Linked DNA regions of Homo sapiens: region 1 is linked to region 2. Evidence: read pairs that join two places in POLR2A ChIA-PET (ENCODE). Cell type or tissue: PC-9. All regions are shown on one strand. Each heading gives the region's core, and the rest is flanking DNA. Links, peaks and the distances in the headings are about the cores only. Region 1 overlaps CRTAC1 (cartilage acidic protein 1). Region 2 has its middle 25 kb from the start of SFRP5.

The links. ChIA-PET counts read pairs that join two places held together with the same protein. Peaks named below come from ENCODE experiments on the same cell type or tissue, not always from the same donor. Only the 100,000 strongest peaks of a DNase experiment are listed, where the experiment ranks them.
Region 1: POLR2A ChIA-PET joins it to region 2 with 7 read pairs; 3 of 35 experiments call an interaction of 5 or more read pairs at or near these places.

The regions. Positions count from the first base shown.
Region 1 is chr10:97,887,261-97,892,636 of GRCh38, reverse strand. All of the region lies in intron 11 of CRTAC1 (cartilage acidic protein 1), which reads left to right. Among named protein-coding and RNA genes, the nearest start is that of MIR3085, 14 kb to the right of the region's middle. RefSeq lists enhancers at 2,691-2,985, 2,598-3,210, 3,211-3,823, 3,824-4,437. In PC-9, for the core only: a CTCF peak has its summit at 3,847; DNase peaks (open chromatin) are centred at 2,776, 3,606 and 5,066; H3K4me3 peaks cover 472 bases; H3K27ac peaks cover 2,992 bases.
Region 2 is chr10:97,794,220-97,799,595 of GRCh38, reverse strand. No RefSeq gene overlaps it. Among named protein-coding and RNA genes, the nearest start is that of SFRP5, 25 kb to the right of the region's middle. In PC-9, for the core only: no CTCF peak of the experiment used is centred there; no DNase peak of the experiment used is centred there.

The sequences.
Region 1 (5,376 bases), core at 121-5,120, 93 kb before region 2:
CAACTTGAAGAATCAGGTAACATAACCCACATTTTACAGGTCAGAAAACTGAGGCTGAGGTCAAGTAACTTGCCCCAAACCACACATCTACAGAGTAAGGAGAGCTGGATTTGGATCCCACCTCCCTGACGCCACGGTCTGAGTTCCTGACTGTGGCTTAACACCTCTGGTAGCTGCTTTGTGCAGCCAGCCAAGCACCAAGGTGACCACCACGGTATCGTAGGTGGTTGCTTATCCAGGGTTCTGGTTGGATATCAACTCCCCCACTCCGTTGTGCCAATAAGGACATTGAGGCTCACCTCGCAAATCAATGGCAAGGGCAGAATGGGGGCTGAGATTCTCCTTCCCCACATCTCAGGGGCAGCCTCTGCTATTTTAAGAGGTGTATTAGGGGCCTCACTTGGTCCCTTCTCTGGCCAGAATCTGCCCTGCCAGGAGAATAGATTGCTTTTTTAACTGGAAAGCCTTAGCCAGGTCATGTGGTGGGGAGAAGGAGGCTCAAGAGCCCCTTCTGGGCACCTACTCCCCACACTCAGGCTTATGTACACTGCACTTCATTGGGAGCTCCGCCTGGTGCAAGTCCTTGCTATTTTGCAAGGCCCTGGGATTTGTTCTTGGTCTGAACTCTGGCTCAAACTGCTCTAAGGGGCCTCCCGGCAGACTCCTCTCTCTGTTGACAGGGTCCATTCCCAGCGGCACTAGAAGGCAGGCTGCTCTAGGGGCAGGGCCCTTGGGTCACGAGGCGCCTCAGCAGGTGGCCAACCCAGCCGCCAGGGACACAGCGAGAGGCGGGGCAGTTCCATCCCTGCAGCTCCAAGGCCCCTCTGGATCTTTTATGAGTGGAGCTCAGCACAGCCCTTCCTGACCGATGGGGGAGCCAGCAATGGAGCAGGAGCGAGGGCGCCAGTGGAGAAGGCCAGATGGAGGGAAGGACATGGGGGTGCGAGAACAGGGGGCGACAGAAAGACAGAGGTGAACCTGTGGAAGACCAAGAGAGGCAGAGACATGGGGAAAGAGGCAGAGAAGAAATGCCCCCTGCCCTCCAGGCTGGCAGTGGGCGGAGGAAGGCAGATGGACACGGGACTCTCATGCAAGGCAGATCTGGACACACCGCCATACTGGCCCCGTGGCCATGAGAGGACTCAGGCGAGAGAAATCAGTTTTGTTCTGGGCAGCTTCCCAGAGGAAGTGGGACTGGAATTAGGTCTAGAAGGACAGTAGGAGCTTAGAAGGGGTGGACGAGGGCCTAAGGAGACCATTCTAGGAGTTGGGCTGGCTTGGCCAAAGGCCCAGAAGTGGGAAGGTCCAGTCCAAAGAACGGGAATGTTTGGGAAATTTTTTTTTTCTGATTGTAAAAACAATGTATATTGATTATAGGAAAATAAGAAAACTATTTTTAAAAGAAGAAAAATTACTCATCATTTCACCACTGTTTGGAATATTAAGGAAAAAGTAAATGTTTCTTCCTTCACCTTCCCTCAATATCATTTGATTCATTTAGTGACTACATATTTACTGAGCACGTACTGTGTGCCAAACATAAAACTGAAGATCCTTGCCACAAGCCATCTACGTTCCAGTAGAAGGAACTTATATACATAATACACATAGTAAATAGGTAAATATATAAAATGTTAGAAGATATAATGGGCTACAAAAAAAGAAAATGCAGCCGGGTGCAGTGGCTCACGCCTGTCCTCCCAGCGCTTTGGGAGGCCAAGGCGGGCAGATCACCTGAGGTCAGGAGTTTGAGACCAGCCTGACCAACATGGAGAAACCCCGTCTCTACTAAAAATACAAAATTAGCTGGGCGTGGTGGTGCATGCCTGTAATCCCAGCTACTCGGGAGGCTGAGGCAGGAGAGTCACTTGAACCCAGGAGGCAGAGGTTACGGTGAGGCAAGATTGTGCCATTGCACTCCAGCCTAGGCAACAAAAGCGAAACTCCGTCTCAAAAAAAAAAAAAAGAAAGAAAAGAAAAGAGAAAAGAAAATGCAGAACAGAGGAATGGATTGGGAGTGCAGAGAGGAAGGGGCAACAAGGAGCAGTTTTCCAACACAGTGGTCCAGGTTGGACAGGTCATGCTTGTGATATGCCTTTATTACGTGTCATATACACAGGAACACACTTACAGACACATATTTCTTGGCAATTTTTAAAATCAAAAGAATGATATTTTCCAATTGTTTCTGTAACTTGCTTTTTTTCCCCCTCTTAACCTATGTCCAAGGCTGGGTACAGCGGCTCATACCTGTAATCCCAATGCTTTGGGAGGCCAAGGAGGGAGGATTGCTTGAGGCCAGGAGTTCAAGACCAGCCTAGGCAACATGGCGAGACCCCCCTTTCTACAAAAATTAGCCCGGTGTGGTGGTGCAAGCCTATAGTCCCAGTTACTCAGGAGGATGAGGCAGGAAGATCGCTCAAGGCCAGGAGTTTGAGGCTGTAGTGAGCTATGATCACAACACTGTACTCCAGCTTGGGTAACAGAGTGAGAGCCTGTCTTACATACACGTGTGAGAGTGTGTGTGTGTGTGTGTGTGTGTGTGTACACATCCTGGACAGCATACCAAGTCTGTGCATATATCTTGTTTCCTTTCAGTGCTGTGGAGTATTTCACTGTGAGACAGCACTCACACTCATCATCTATTTACCCAGTCCCCTCTGGAAGGACAGTTAGATTGTTTCCAATTCTGAGCAGTTGGGGTGAGAAGCGGGAATGTCAACAACATGAATCTGAGAAAGGCCTGCCTTGAGGTCCCGCATGACTGAGGAGTAGAGGGGAGGGGCCGGCGGGAAGCTCCCCTGCCAGCACTCACAAGGCTTCAGCTTGCCTGCCCCCAGGGCCCCTGCCCCCTTCCTGCCTCCATGAGTCACGCGCTGCCTCCCCATGACTTTGCAGCAAGGTGCAGTGCGCATGTGTGAGTACACGGACATGTATGTGAGTGTGTACACGTGTGCATCTCTCAGACAGCCTCAGCCTTGCCCCATGTACATCGTGTCTGCTCCCGCGGGAGCACACCCAGAGGACGCAGGCCCTCACCTGTACTCCCCACCTCCGTCCATGGGTAATGAGTGCATGCGGGGTTCCCAGAGGGCCCACTGTGTTGTGCAGAGCTCTCATAGCGACATCTTGCTGTGGGGTCCCTTCTCAGTGGACCCTGCCTTGCTCAGTGGACCCCCCCCCACCAAGTTCCACAGCCCCTCTTCACCCTGGCCTGTCCCTGCTGCTCCTCGGTGCAGACGGACCTCCAGCTGAAAATAAGCATTTCTGCTTATGGCCCTGGTCGAGGGCTCCCCCACCGCCAACCTGGTTGCTCGGAACCCACCCCCAAGCCCCACATGCCCACCCTCCACTTCCCAGCTGGCAGCGGGCTGAGGCAGCTCACTCCCAAACCCGGAAAATAAAAACAACACCAATCATCTATTTGCCTCCGCCAGCTCCACTGGGAGTCACTGGCTCAGGCAGCCACCCCAACCATTCTCCCTCCCCCCTTCCCCCTCCCCCCCTTCCCTCCCGCCTCCACTGCCCCTGGTATTGCTGGTGCCCCAGCCCCACCCACACATGCCACCGCCTTTCAGCTAATTGCTTGCAGGTGACTCAGAGCTGCCTCTCCGAGCCGGCTGATGCTCATTTAGGGAAGGGAAATTCAGTGGCCCACATAAAAATTGCTTTATTAAAGTGCAAAAATATTCTACCAACTGTATTCCCACCATCTGTTTTGTTTGTAATTCTTCTGAAAAGTGCAATTCTCTCTGCCTCCTTGGCCTCTGTCCTTTAAAAGCTGCCAGAGGTGACTCACTGCTGCTCCTGACCTCATGTCTCTGCTGGTTAATGGGGGGCGCTCTTCTGCTCAGCCCTCCCCTATACACAGGCCTGGCAGGACCAGCTGGCTTCGAGGCTGCTGGTGTGCGGTGTCTGGGAGCCAGTCCCCCTCAGCCCGTGCAGCCCCGGAAAGACTTAAGATGTTACGCAGATTTCCTGGGCAGAGGGATGAGCTGCGCCTAAGGACAGGAGACTGGTTTCCAGTCCTAGCTCAGACACCTGCAAGTCACTTCCCCTTGTCAAGCCTCAATGTCAGTATCTGGAGAATGGGGATAAATACCCACCTCGTAAGTGTGAAGCCTCTGAAGCCCCTCCCCAGTCTCCTCTGATACACATTCCCACCTGATACACATTCTGACACTCTTTCCCGCTCTGAACTTCTTCCCGATCTTCAGCTACAACTTACCCTTTCACGCTGCTGTACCTTGGCCCACACTGTATCCTCTCCCTGGAACGCTCCTTCCTTCCCTTCTCCGCCTCACAAACTCTTACTCCTCCTGCAATACCCAAATGAAATGACCCATCTCTCTCACCACATGGTAACAGTGCTGTTGTGGCACTTTCCCAGCTTATAATATAATCACTTGTATTCATCGCTCCCATGGGAATCATGAGAATGGGGCCTGGGTCTGTCTCATTCTCTGTTGAATCCCAAATCCCTGCACAAAGCTTGGTATATGGTGGCTGCTGGGCGTGGGATAGGGTGGGCAGTGTAACAGGGGCACAGTAGATACCGGCTCTGGGATCTCTCGGACCTCTGCTGGGCAACTGGGCGATTCACTGCATCTGTCCATGGCTCCACCTTCTCATCTCTAAGGCAGAAATGATAACACTGGCACCTTCCTCGTGGAGATGTGAAGTTTCGATGCGTTAGCATCATAAAGCACTTGGTACAGCTTGGGGCACGCTGTCAGTGTTCACTGTTGTTACCAACACCTGAAAGCCCTTTGGAAACTGTAGGGAGACCCCATGACCAAGAGCCGATGGTGCCAGGGATGCTGAGGTGAATGGTTAACAGCAGGCCAGGACTCCTGCTCCAGGGTAGAAAGGCTGTGCTTCCTAGGAGTGGTAAGGCTGTTGGCCAGCACCCCCATCTTACAGATGAAGTAGCTGAGGCCCAGAGAGGATGCCCAAGTTAGCAAAACACAGTGGCAGAGGAGGGAGTCCTGCTGGTTGTGCTTTCTGAGGCCTGCTTATCTCATAGCCCCAGGCCCCCTGCACCACGTCTGGGTCTGGAGGAAGCTGCGGAAGCAGTACTCAAAACTAAGTCCCGCTGGTGGTGGTGACTCACGCCTATAATCCCAGCACTTTGGGAGGCCGAGGCTGGGTGGATCACCTGAGGTCAGGAGTTCGAGACCAGCCTGACCAACATGGAGAAACCCCATTTCTACTAAAAATACAAAATTAGCCAGGTGTGGTGGCAGGTGCCTGTAATCCCAGCTACTCGGGAAAGCTTTAGGCAGAAAAATTGCTTGAACCTGGGAGGCGGAGGTTGTGGTGAACTGAGATCCCACCACTGCACTCCAGCCTGGGCAACAAGAGCAAAACTCCATC
Region 2 (5,376 bases), core at 208-5,207:
CTCCCACACCTAAAATGCAGGTGCAGCTTGAGTAGCGTCTTGGGCCATAAGGCCCTGCACTAAGGATGAAGGAGCAGCAAGGTGGCTGGTGTCAGCACAAAGTTTATCTCCACCCCAAGAGATAAACCCAGCTACAAAGCTGCTTAAGCTCAGCTACAAAGCTGCTTTGTGGACTTTCTCTACCAGGGCTATGACCAGTGTTCTACTTACTTAAGGGCAAAAACACCTCATTATCATCAAAGAACCCATAGGATGAGTCACTTAAGGAATGCTCTGCCACATGCTTTTTCTTCTCTCCTGAGACTTCTTTTAAAAGTATGATAAGTCTTCTCACTCTATCTTCTATGTCTCTTACATTTGCATCTATATTTTTCATCTTTAATCTCTCTGTGCTGCATTCCAGATAGTTTCTTAAGACCTAACTTCTAGTTCACTAATTCTCTTTTCAGCTGTATCTAAACTGCTGTTAACCCCATTCTTTGAGATTCTAATTTTTTTTTCAGAGCTACAGTTGATCACAGCCTGGTCACAGCCTGGGTAGCACTGAGCTGGAGGTAGAGTTATTTTTCTAAGAATAAAAGAAACAATGGACAACAGAAATAGGTCCCAAAGTACATAAAATATGGGTATTATCAGGTAGAAACTAAAACCAACTAGGCTTAATGTATTTAAAGAAATAAAAGTCTTCTCACACATGTCTGGGTTTTTTTTAAGTCTAAGTTTTAAAATTTTGGCAGGGAATAAGTAACTATAAAAAGTGACATAGCAAGTCTGAAAAAGAACCAAATAGAAATTCTAGCTCTGAAAAAAAAAAAGTTAGGATCTCAAAGAATAGGGTTAACAGCAGTTTATATACAGCTGAAAAGAGAATTAGTGAACTAGAAATTAGGTCTTAAGAAATTATCTAGAATGCAGCACAGAGAGATTAAGAATGAAAAATATAGATGCAATTATAAGAGACCTAGAAGACAGAGTTAGAAGACTTAGCACACTTTTAAGAGAAGTCTCAGGAGAGAAGAAAAAACATGCAGCAGAGCATTCCTTACTCTATCCTATGGGTTCCTTGATGATAGTGAGGTGTTTTTTTCCTTAAGTAAGTAGAACACTGGTCACAGCCCTGGTAGAGAAAGCCTAAACTTTTCCTTCTTTGTCAAATCCCTCTCCTAATTTTCAACCTGCAAAAGTCTGGGCAGAGGAAGACCTCATTAGCCTCTGGCTGAAGCCTGAGATGGCAGAGTTTTGTAAGACACAGGAAGGGGCATGGGGGTTGGTACTCTGTTACCTTGGGCAGTAGAGAGGAGTATATGCAAGGACCGGGATAGGAAACCAGATGGGAAAGGTGCAAAGAGGTACCTATGGGAGGGGTCTGAGGAAGCCTGGGAGAACAGAATTCAGATCTAAGAGAGATCCTAAGAGCCTCTGAAGGTTTCAAGTGCACTTAACTGTTTCTCCCCAGAGTGTCTGATTTCCTGTGGCCCAGTCACCCTGACCCTCAGTTGGAATCCCACCACCCTTCCAGGTGGTTCCAGTGGAATGAAACTAAAGCAGCTCTAGACTGCATCTCCCTCACTCATGGCCTCATCTGGTCCACAGAGAACATGCACACCTCCTTTGCTTCACCATCCATAGAAGAGGAGCTGGCTCCCAACACAGGTTTTTTTTCACTTGCTGTCTTTGCTACACCTTTTCAGGCTGAAAGCCAAAGCCCTTCCCATTAGACTCCTTGGGTTCATGTCATGATCCTTGAGCCTCCCAAACTCCAAGAGACACACCCTAGGCTCCTCCAAGGGGTTTCCTTGTAGCCCATCTTATCAGGCTTGAGGGGAGGGGTAACCTCCCTCCCTCACAGGTTGGCACTAAGGGGTTGGGACTCACAGCATAGCCTTCTACAAAGAAATTCTCTCAAATTTCTCCCAAATCTCCAGATCCTGACCCCGTTTTGCCATCTCCCCAGTTCTCAACCACAGTGTGCTGCCCACAGCTCCTTCTGCATGTGGCACCTTTGTCTTCGTGCCTCAGTCAATACTGGAAGAGAAAGAGTCCTGACTTAATATCTCATTCTATGTGTCACTGCAAGTAAATAGAGAAAAAAATCAAGAAAGAGATGGATACTGCACAGTGCTAACAATAATAATCACCAGAAGTTGAGATTATTGGTGAGTTTTATTTTACTTTATGTAGTTTTCAGATTTTCTAAAATGCATTTTATAAGCAGAAAAATTAAATTTTATCTTTAAAAAAGATGTAGGCTGAGCATAGCACTTTGGGATGCCAAGGCAGGAGGATCGCTTGAGGCCAGGAGTTTAAGACCAGCCTGGACAACACAATGAGACCCCCGTCTCCACAAAAGTAAATAAATAAATTATCTGGGCATGATGGTGTGTGCCTGTAGTCCCAGCTATTTGGGAGGCTGAGGTAGGGGGATCACTTGAGCCCAGGAGTTCAAGGTTGCAGTGAGCTACATCACACCACTGCACTCCAGCCTGGGCAACAGAATAAGATCCTGTCTCAAAAAAAAAAAAAATGTGGTTGCCGAAGCAAACATTATTGGTTACCCACCCAACAGCCATTTCCTGACTCCATCCTCACTAAATAGCCCTTGCAAGAATTTTTTTCATGTATTAGGTTGTCAGAACTTCAGAGAAGGCTGGACTCTCCTTGTCCCAGGACTGATACTTGGTCACTCATGGTAACGTCTTTCCCCTTGCCAGCAACTGGCTTAGGAAGGAGCATGTGACTTGATTCTGTCCGATGAGACATGACAGGAAGTCAGCTGGGGAGACTTCTAGGAAATGCTTTCTTGCTCTTAAAAAAAGACACAGAGGATAGGTAAACTGTGGCCAATCAATGCAATCTTGTTATTCAACAAGAAAAAAAAAACGAGCTACCAAGTCATGAAAAGACATAGAGGAAGCTTAAATGTGTATTACTAAGTAAAATAAGCCAGTCTGAAAAGGCTATGTACTATATGACATTCTGGAAAAGGAAAAATGGTGAAGACAGTAAAAAGATCAGTGTTGTCAGGGGTTAGTGGAGAGAGAGGGGTGAATAGGTGGAGCACAGAGGATTTTTAAGACAATGAAACTATTCTGTATGATACTATAATGGTGGATGCGTGTCATTAGACATTTATCCAAACCCATAGAATGTACAACACCAAGAGCAAACCGTAATGAAAACCATGGACTTTGGGAGATGATGGTGTGCCCATGTAAGCTCATCAGTTGTAACACACGTACCACTCTGGTGAGCGGTATGGATAATGGGGGAGGCTGTGCATGTTGGGAGGGCAGCGGGTATATGGGGAATCTCTCTACCTTCCTCTCAATGTTGCTGTGAACCGAAAACTGCTCTAAAAAAATTAAGCCTATTAAAAATAAAAAGTTAAAAAGGGACATGAGAAAAGAAACAGTTCTCTTCTGCCCATTAACAAGGTCCTGTGAGATGGGATGCAGCATCCAGGGACGCACTGAGTATGGAAAGAACACCTGGATTGCTGGCAGGGGGCGCTGAGAGCAGGGCGCTGGGAGTGGGCCCTCCCAGGTGCAGGCAATATGGGAGTGTGCTGGTAGACAATTGGAAACATCAGTAAAACAAACCAAGGGGCCATCTACATGCTATTCTCACCAAGCAATTCCTTTAAGGTATATCAGTGATAAAATACCCTTCCCTAAAAAATCCTTCATTGGTCTAAGTTCTAAACAAGTGACGTGGTTATACTGCTGGGCTTTCATACAAGTTAACTTCCAATTAGCACACTTTCGTGATTTATTCTTTCATAAGCATCATATTCTACATGACAGTTAATTTAGAAAGCTCTCGGTTATTCGGGCAGCCTTAGACACACGCTGACTTAGCTATGCTTGTGATATATTTTTAATTAGTAAACTTCATTTTTAGAGCAGTTTTAGATTTATAGAAAAATTGAGTGCGGGTAGTTTCCCTTAATATTAACATCTTACACTACAGTGGTACATTTGTTACAATTGGTGAACCAATACTGATACACTGTTGTTAATGAAAATCCATAGTTTACATTAGAGTTCACTAATGACCAGCAAAAGCTTTGTACATTCTATGGGTTTTGACCATGTAATGATATTACTCGTCATTATAGTATCACACAGAATAGTTTCACTGTCTTAAAAATCGTCTGCCATCCACCTATTCATCCCTCCCTCCCCCAGCTCCTGGCAACCACTGATCTTTTTGCTGTCTCCATAGCTTTGCCTTTTCCAGAATGTCATGCACTGTAGTTGGAACCACACAGCATACGGCCTTTTCAGATGGGCTTTTCCCCTTAGTACCATGCATCTGAGGTTCGTCAGTATCTTTTCATAGTTTGACAGTGTATCTTATCTCTTTTGCTCACTGAATAACACTCCATTGCATGGATGTACCACAATTTACCATTTACTTATTGAAGGGCACCTTGCTTGTTTCCCACCTGTGTATTTGTAGGGTAAGTTCCTAACAGTTGAGAATCATTCAAGCTGGGCCGGGCATGGTGGCTCACGCCTGTAATCTGAGCACTATGGGAGGCTGAGGTGAGTGGATCACCTGAAGTCAAGAGTTCGAGACCAGCCTGGCCAACATGGTGAAACCCCATCTCTACTAAAAATACCAAAAAAATTAGCCAGGCATGGTCTACAGACTACAGACTACACCTGTAGTCCCAGCTACTCAGGGAGGGTGAGGCAGGAGAATCGCTTGAACCTGGGAGGCGGAGGTTGCATTGAGCGGAGATCGCACCACTGCACTCCAGCCTAGGTGACGGAGGGAGACTCCATCTCAAAAAAAAAAAAAAGAATCATTCCAGCTGGCTTCAAGTGCAGTTTGTGTCCCCAAATCATACAGTACTACACATTCCTGCATTTAAAGGGTATTTTATTTATTTAGTTCATTTTTTATTATTTTTATTTTATTTTATTCAAAATAAAAAATTATAGTCTATTGAGTATGAAAAAAAACAGAATTTGAGTTTCTTCAATTCTGTCATTCTATGGCACCACTCTATGGAGGTTTGTTTTGTGTTTAAAATGGATAACCATGATGTTAAGTATGAATGCTTTTGTCTGGTAAATACAACATTTGTTTATACACAAAACATTTTACTGAATTTGAACAGTATGTTTAAAGTTGACATTTTCTTTGTGTTTATTTGTTTCAAAATGAAAGAACAAGTTGTTTAAAAATAATTATTACTGATTATTACATGGTTATTAGTGAAAATAATTTTTGTCATACTGATAATTCTAAAATAGCCTCCAGGATTCCTACCCTGACTATGCATGGCCTGTATGATCTCTTCTTCCTTAGTCTGGGTGGGACCAGCAAATATGGAATGTTATAATCAGTTGACTTTAAGTTAATAGA